2 separate regions of the Homo sapiens genome follow, and region 2 is linked to region 1. Evidence: chromatin contacts called from ENCODE Hi-C or POLR2A ChIA-PET data. All regions are on one chromosome and are shown on one strand. The core of a region is the stretch at or near the end of the contact, and the rest is flanking DNA. Distances in the headings are between cores, read along the strand shown. Region 1 overlaps FKBP1A-SDCBP2 (FKBP1A-SDCBP2 readthrough (NMD candidate)). Region 2 has its middle 47 kb from the start of TMEM230.

Region 1 (3,240 bases), core at 149-2,648:
TATTTTCTGTAGAGATGGGGTTTTGCCATGTTGCCCAGGCTGGTCTCAAACTCCTGGACTCAAGTGATCATCCCACCTCAGCCTTCCAAGGTGCTGGGATGACAGGCCTGAGCCACCATGCCCAGCCTTCTCTTTCAATCGCATTGTCTGGCTAGCAGTAAATCAGTCTTCTGTATACTCAATATAATCTGTTATTTCCATGTGGCATCATTTTAAAAGTCATTTTAAGTGATAGGGAATCGGGTAAAATTCCACTGGACTTTATCACAGCCACCCAAACAAATGGATAGCAGATAGTGACAACACCTAACTCCCCCTCTGCCTGCTGGCTGGCAGATTTCTTGGACATCCATTCTCGGGCACACCCTCATTCAAGAAACTTTAAGATGGTGCTGATGGGGAGGTAGTGTGTGAGAATGAGTTACGATCATCGTTACCATTTCTTTGAAGCATTCCAAATTGCTAGCAAACTTGAAACAAATGCCCCTGGCTGAGTCTGGGTGTGTTGGGGGCCAAGTATATAATTGGAAGTTCTCTGGATTAATGTCTATATACAATGCTTATTACAGGTGGTTTTTAAATGTGCTAATATCATATTAAAACTTAACCATAACCACAATGATTGTTTAGAACTGAAGACTAACAGAAGGTTTTTTGGACTAATTTAATCACTGACTTTGAAATTGCCAGTGCAGTGATACTAAAAAGCAGACCTACTTTTGGTGGTTTTCTTGTCACCTTCAACTGTTCTGCAGACTACGTCCCCCTCATTGCCTGTACGAGGTGGGTCTCCCACTGCCCTATTGTGCTCAGTAAATGTTTTGATGATCATAAGGAGAGGTCCTTAATGGGCATCCCAGAAAGGAGTGAACGAGGGAGTGACCCGGGACAGGGAGCCATTGCTTCTGAGTCTTAAGCCTGATTATGCTATGTGTCCTTAGGGAAGCCATACCCTCTCTGTGCTTCAGATGGGTATCCTTTCCCTGCTCTGCTTAGCCTGGATGATGGAGATGTCAGGCCTTGGGCAGAAGTGAATGACAAATGCTTGCCTGCTCCAACCCTGGGCACCCACCTAGGAGTCAAACACATGCCGGTGCTGGGCCAGGTCAGCCTCATCTGCCCATCCCCTTCTCCTCTTGCTCCCCAGCTATCCTTACACCTAGCTAGGCCTTTTAATGCTTAGTAGGGGCCCCTCACGTGAAGGGGCTGATCTCTGATGCTCTCAAGGACCCCTGTTCCTGGAGTTGCCCCATGGCTGCCACTGGGCGCCTCTTCCCAGCCTGTGCAAAAACCCCTTCCCAGTGTCTCACTGCTGCACTGGCTTCACAGCCCCGGGCTGTGGTCCCAAAGGACATCTTCCAGTCCTGTCACTCAGCCATCCCCAGTGAGTTATGCTACAGCTGAGCTTGGCTAAAAGGCAGCCTCATTCCTGCCTGGAACTTCTGCTCCTTTCCCACTTTTAATCTGATGGCTGAGTCTGACTCACTGCAGGGCTGTGAGGACAACAGATGGCCCAGAAGAGAACAAATGCACACACACACACACACACACACACGCATGATATATACACCCCATGTTTCACATTACTTTAGCTAAGGGTAGTGAGATGGCCACAGAGCAAGAGCAGATGCAGCCAGTCATGGCCTGGCTTTTGACCTTCCCCAGTTCCCTGTGCAGTGGTTGCTACTTTCTCTGAGTAGGTAGGATCCTTCCAGAACAGAGTAAAAGGCTGAGTTCCTGCTATGCCACAAAGTCTTTTATATTCAGTTTCCATCACTTCCAGAAGAACGTACATAACCATGAAGGCCTGCCCTTGTAATGTTCACCAAGGTCGAATTTCCCTAGTTCCTAAAGCTTCAATATTACCATTCCAGTCTTCCCGTGACCCAGATAACTCTTTCAAGCTCATCTCGCCAGTGTCCTGAGTCCATTATTTCCATTGAGGGACCACCTCATATCCATCAAACATGACAGGAGAGGTCTGAATGCCATTGGTTGGCAGAGATTGTTTCTTCCCTGGTTCTCCCCTGTGAAGACTGAGAAGTGGTCAGTCTGCCAACATTGAGAGACAGCTCGGGAGGTTTTGTCTGCCTGGTGTATACAGAGGAGGCTGTGATGGGTCACATCTAATGTCTTTCCAGAGCAGAGAGGAGCCCATGATGGGGATGTCCCTGTCCTGACAGGTGAGGGGCAGGACACCCAAACACGTATGCAATGCGTACACTGGAAGTTAAGGTCCATGACGACGGGGACTCTTTTGTTTACTATTGTGTTATAGGACCTTAATAAATATTTCTTCAGTGAGTCACTGGAACCACACTTACAGTATATTAAAAATATGCATAGAACGGCCGGGCACGGTGGCTCACGCCTGTAATCCCAGCACTTTGGGAGGCCGAGGAGGGTGGATCACCTGAGGTCAGGAGTTTGAGACCAGCCTGGCCAACATGGTGAAACCCCGTCTCCACTTAAAATACAAAAAATTTGCCGGGCGTGGTGGTGGGCGCCTGTCATCCCAGTTACTCGGGAGGCTGAGGCAGGAGAAGTGCTTGAACCTGGGAGGCGGAGGTTGCAGTGAGCCGAGATAGCGCCATTGTACTCCAGCCTGGGGGACAAGAGTGAGACTTCGTCTCCAAAAAAAGCATAGAACAGCAAAATACTTTTTCACTCATTTTTTAGCAAACATTTAAAAGATGATAACATCCAGGCTGGGCATGGTGGCTTACACCCATAATCCCAGCATTTTGGGAGGCCAAGGCAGGTGGATCACTTGAGCTCAGGAGTTCAAGACCAGCCTGAGTAAAATAGTGAGACCCCATCTGTACAAAAAATACAAAAATTAGCCAAGCATGGTGGCACATGCCTGTAGTCCCAGCTACTCGGAAGGCTGAGGTGGGAGGATGGCTTGAGCCTGACAGGCAGAGGTTGCAGTGAGCTGAGACTGCGTCACTGCACTCCAGCCTGGGTGACAGGGCAAGGCCCTGACTCAAAAAAATAATAATAAATAAAAGATGATAACATTGTTTTGGTGATAATGCAGGAAAATATGCGCTCCTCATTGCTAAGTGGGCAACACTGCCACATATAGTGGCACGGGCTATGCACTGCACAACTGCATAATTGTAAGAGTGTTACCGGTGGAGGGTGTCCAGGTTCTTGGCGTCTTGAACAAATAATTGGACAAAACGCTCAAACAAAGCAAGGAAAGAATGAAGCAACAAAAGCAGAAATTTATTGAAA
Region 2 (3,212 bases), core at 579-3,078, 3.7 Mb after region 1:
ATTATCAGGCCGGGTGCAGTGGCTCACGCCTGTAATCCCAGCACTTTGGGAGGCCGAGGCAGGTGGATCACCTGAGTTCGAGAGTTCAAGACCAGCCTGACCAACATGGAGAAACCCCATCTCTATTAAAAACACAAAATTAGCTGGGTGTGGTGGGGCGTGGGTGTAATCCCAGCTACTTGGGAGGCTAAGGAAGGAGAATCGCTTGAACCCAGGAGGTGGAGGTTGCGGTGAGCCAAGATCACGCCATTGCACTCCAGCCTGGGCAACAAGAGCGAAACTCCGTCTCAAAATAAAAAAAGACTGACATTAAGTAAATTAAATTTTCTACCTAGGAGGCTGACAAGTGAATAGCAAAATAAGTCCAAAGGAAGTATAAGCAAAAATTACTAAAGATGAAAACAAAAATAAATCAAATGAAAACAAAACTCAATAATAAATTTTATCAAACCAAATGCTAATTCAATGAAGGAAAAATAATAAAATGGACATTTTTGAAAAAGGTGATCAAAGAAAAAAAAGAGTTGAAAACAAAGATAGCATTTGTAGTAAGAAAGAAAACCAAAGTACAGATACTTGTACAGATTAAAAAAATACCAGGGGCTAGGCGTGGTGGCTCATGCCTGTAATCCCAGCACTTTGGGAGACCAAGGTGGGAAGATCACTTGAGCTTAGGAGTTTGAGACCAGCCTGGGCCAACAAAGTGAGATCTCATCTCTATTAAAAAAACAAAAACCAAAAAGATATCTTTTTTTTTCCATGAATGAAATGCAAATATCCAATAAGCACATGAAAAGATGAAAAATATAGGAAGGCAGGTTTAGTCTCATTATAAAGACTAACTTCCTCAGCCAGGTGTGGTGGCTCTCACCTGTGATCCCAGCACTTTGGGAGGCCGAGGTGGGAAAGATCACCTGAGCTCGAGTTTGAGAACAGCCTAGGCAACATGGCAAGACCCCATCTCTCAAAAAAAAAAAGATTAACTTCCCAATGCATTGAAATAACCCATGAGTATCATGAACTCTGTCACAAGGAAGGGACACCAGAGGCTCAGATGTTGGCTGAGAGGTGACCAATTGTCAGGAGCAGGGGCACTGGTGATCTTAGGGGATGGGAACAGAGAAATCTCTGTTTCTGTGATTTCCATGATCCATTTCCCTGAGCTGCTTGTTTTCACCAATGGTCCTTGTTGTTATGGGCAGCAAAGTCCCTCTAATGATCTCTTTGAGGCTAGCCAGCAGGGGAGAAGTGGCTGTGAGTGGGGCCTATTTTCCTGGCTTGCAGGAAGCCAGGGGGCCAGAGCAGAGGCCCCCTACTGCCCTTCACTCCTCACTACCACCAGCTTCCCAGGTGTCCTGGACGCATGTGGGATGCCTCTGAGATAACCGGGTTAAGGCCAGGGCCTGTCTAACGCCTGGGCTCTGGAGCAGGACCCGGGTTCTGTGGGAGCTCATATGAAGGACAGGAAGTGACCAGTCCACAGACTGGACCAAAGGTCTGTGACTCACTGGTTGTATGTAGTAGGGATCACGCCCCTGCCATGCCAAACACCAAAACTGTAGGTCAGATTGGAGTTGTACTGGAGTAATACCATGACGAGGAGTGGGCTGCACTGGAGACCCCCGTCCCTGGAATGACCGGGGAAGCAGGGGCTGATGTGAGGAAGGGTGGAGAGGGGCTGCGGTGATGGCGAAGGAGGCCACAAGTTCCCGGTTTTGGCATGCTGCTCAGGCCTTCGCCTCCCCATGCTGGCTGTATTCTACCCGCACACCCATATTGGCCCAGACTGGGAAACCTCACAGCTTTGCTAAGTCATGGTCAGGTTAGTCAAGGCCAGTAAACCACGTGGGTGATGCATCATTGCCACCCTGGCACGCCTCCTTCCAGACCAGGCTGGGACTGGCTCTCCACATCCCAGGGCCTGGCCTTGGGCTTCTCTGCCAGCTGGTCAGGGTGAGTCACTCTTCTTTGGAGGATGCTGCCTTCCTCTAATGTTGGACATGAAGGGCTTTTTTGTCCTCCTAGAGTTCTGGAGCATCCCAGAAAAGGCAAAACTAGGGAGCAGAGGAAAGAGAACATTTTTTAAAAAACAAAAATGTTGCCTGGGCGCGGTGGCTCACGCCTGTAATCCCAGCACTTTGGGAGGCTGAGGTGTGAGGATCATCTGAAGTCAGGAGTTTGAGACCAGCCTGGCCAACATGGTGAAACCCCGTTTCTACTAAAAGTACAAAAAAATTAGCTGGGTGTGGTGGCGTATGCCTGTAGTCCCAGCTACTTGGGAGGCTGAAGCAGGAGAATAGCTTGAACCCGGGGGGCAGAGGTTGCAGTGAGATTGTGCCACTGCACTCCAGCCTGGGCGATAGAGCGAGAGAGACTCTGTCTCAAAAAAAAAAAAAAAAAAATCAAAACCCCAAACATACCCAAGGACCCTCCTCCTGGTTATTCACACCTGTGATTAACGAGGTCACACCTTGACTGTCCCTTGGGTCAGACAGAACTTCGCTGACCCGGGTTCATGCTCATCATCCCTCACAGGCAGGAGGGTGTTCATCCCCTCACTCACCTGTTTCCAGTCTCTGGCCCCCACCCCTGGGGTCCTCAGCTGCCAATCCACATACATCCAAGCCCCTGTTTAAGCTTTTAATTGCTCCCACTGACTTCAAAATGAAGCAATATTCCACCGTCTTAGCTTGGGTTTACGTAAAAGTAGATTTCAGGTATGGATAGTTTCTTTGGAAAGGACTCCAAGTAGTGGAGAAGTGAGAAACGGCGCAGGGCGGAAAGCCAAGGAAAGGTGCATTGAAGTGCAGATGATCACTGCGGGCACCAGGCTCAGTCCTGCAGGGATCCTCTGCAGAGCTGGGTAAAAGATGCTTCAGAATTATCCGGTGAGGGGGGAAAACAGGTGGGCAGTTACTCACTGATTCCTGGCACTCATTGGTTGAGGGTTGTCCTCAGGAAAATAAAGCCCCAGTATGTCCAGGCTACTCTACACAGGCTGAGCAAGTCTCAGTGGTGCTGGAGAAACCCGTGTGGTTTCTGCAGTGGGAACATGTCAGGTGTCCTGGAACTGCCCACCACGCTGCAGATGAATATGCCACAATGTCAACAGTGTTTAGGCTCATATATATATATATATATATATATATATATATATATATATATATATATATTTTAAGACAGTCTTGCTCTGTCACCCAGGCTGGAGTGCA

The links. Hi-C counts contacts between places; a loop is a spot of excess contacts on that map. ChIA-PET counts read pairs that join two places held with the same protein, here RNA polymerase II (POLR2A).
Region 2: a loop to region 1 is called in a map of left cardiac atrium, with 24 times the contacts of the local background. The contact joins two enhancer-like sites. A Hi-C loop is called at or near these places in 1 of 168 maps with a recorded cell type or tissue (left cardiac atrium). POLR2A ChIA-PET finds 5 or more read pairs at or near these places in 1 of 52 experiments (T-cell).

What each region holds. Positions count from the first base shown.
Region 1 is chr20:1,340,618-1,343,857 of GRCh38, forward strand. All of the region lies in intron 2 of FKBP1A-SDCBP2 (FKBP1A-SDCBP2 readthrough (NMD candidate)), which reads right to left. The region is part of intron 1 of SDCBP2-AS1 (SDCBP2 antisense RNA 1); the gene reads left to right. Among named protein-coding and RNA genes, the nearest start is that of SDCBP2, 13 kb to the left of the region's middle. RefSeq lists a silencer at 1,288-1,582. Within about 2 kb of position 1,399, at least 3 of the 41 ENCODE cell types and tissues checked have a DNase peak (open chromatin) inside an H3K27ac peak, as active enhancers do.
Region 2 is chr20:5,064,288-5,067,499 of GRCh38, forward strand. It overlaps a transcript of TMEM230 not described here. Among named protein-coding and RNA genes, the nearest start is that of TMEM230, 47 kb to the right of the region's middle. RefSeq lists an enhancer at 1,590-2,090. Within about 2 kb of position 1,829, at least 17 of the 41 ENCODE cell types and tissues checked have a DNase peak (open chromatin) inside an H3K27ac peak, as active enhancers do.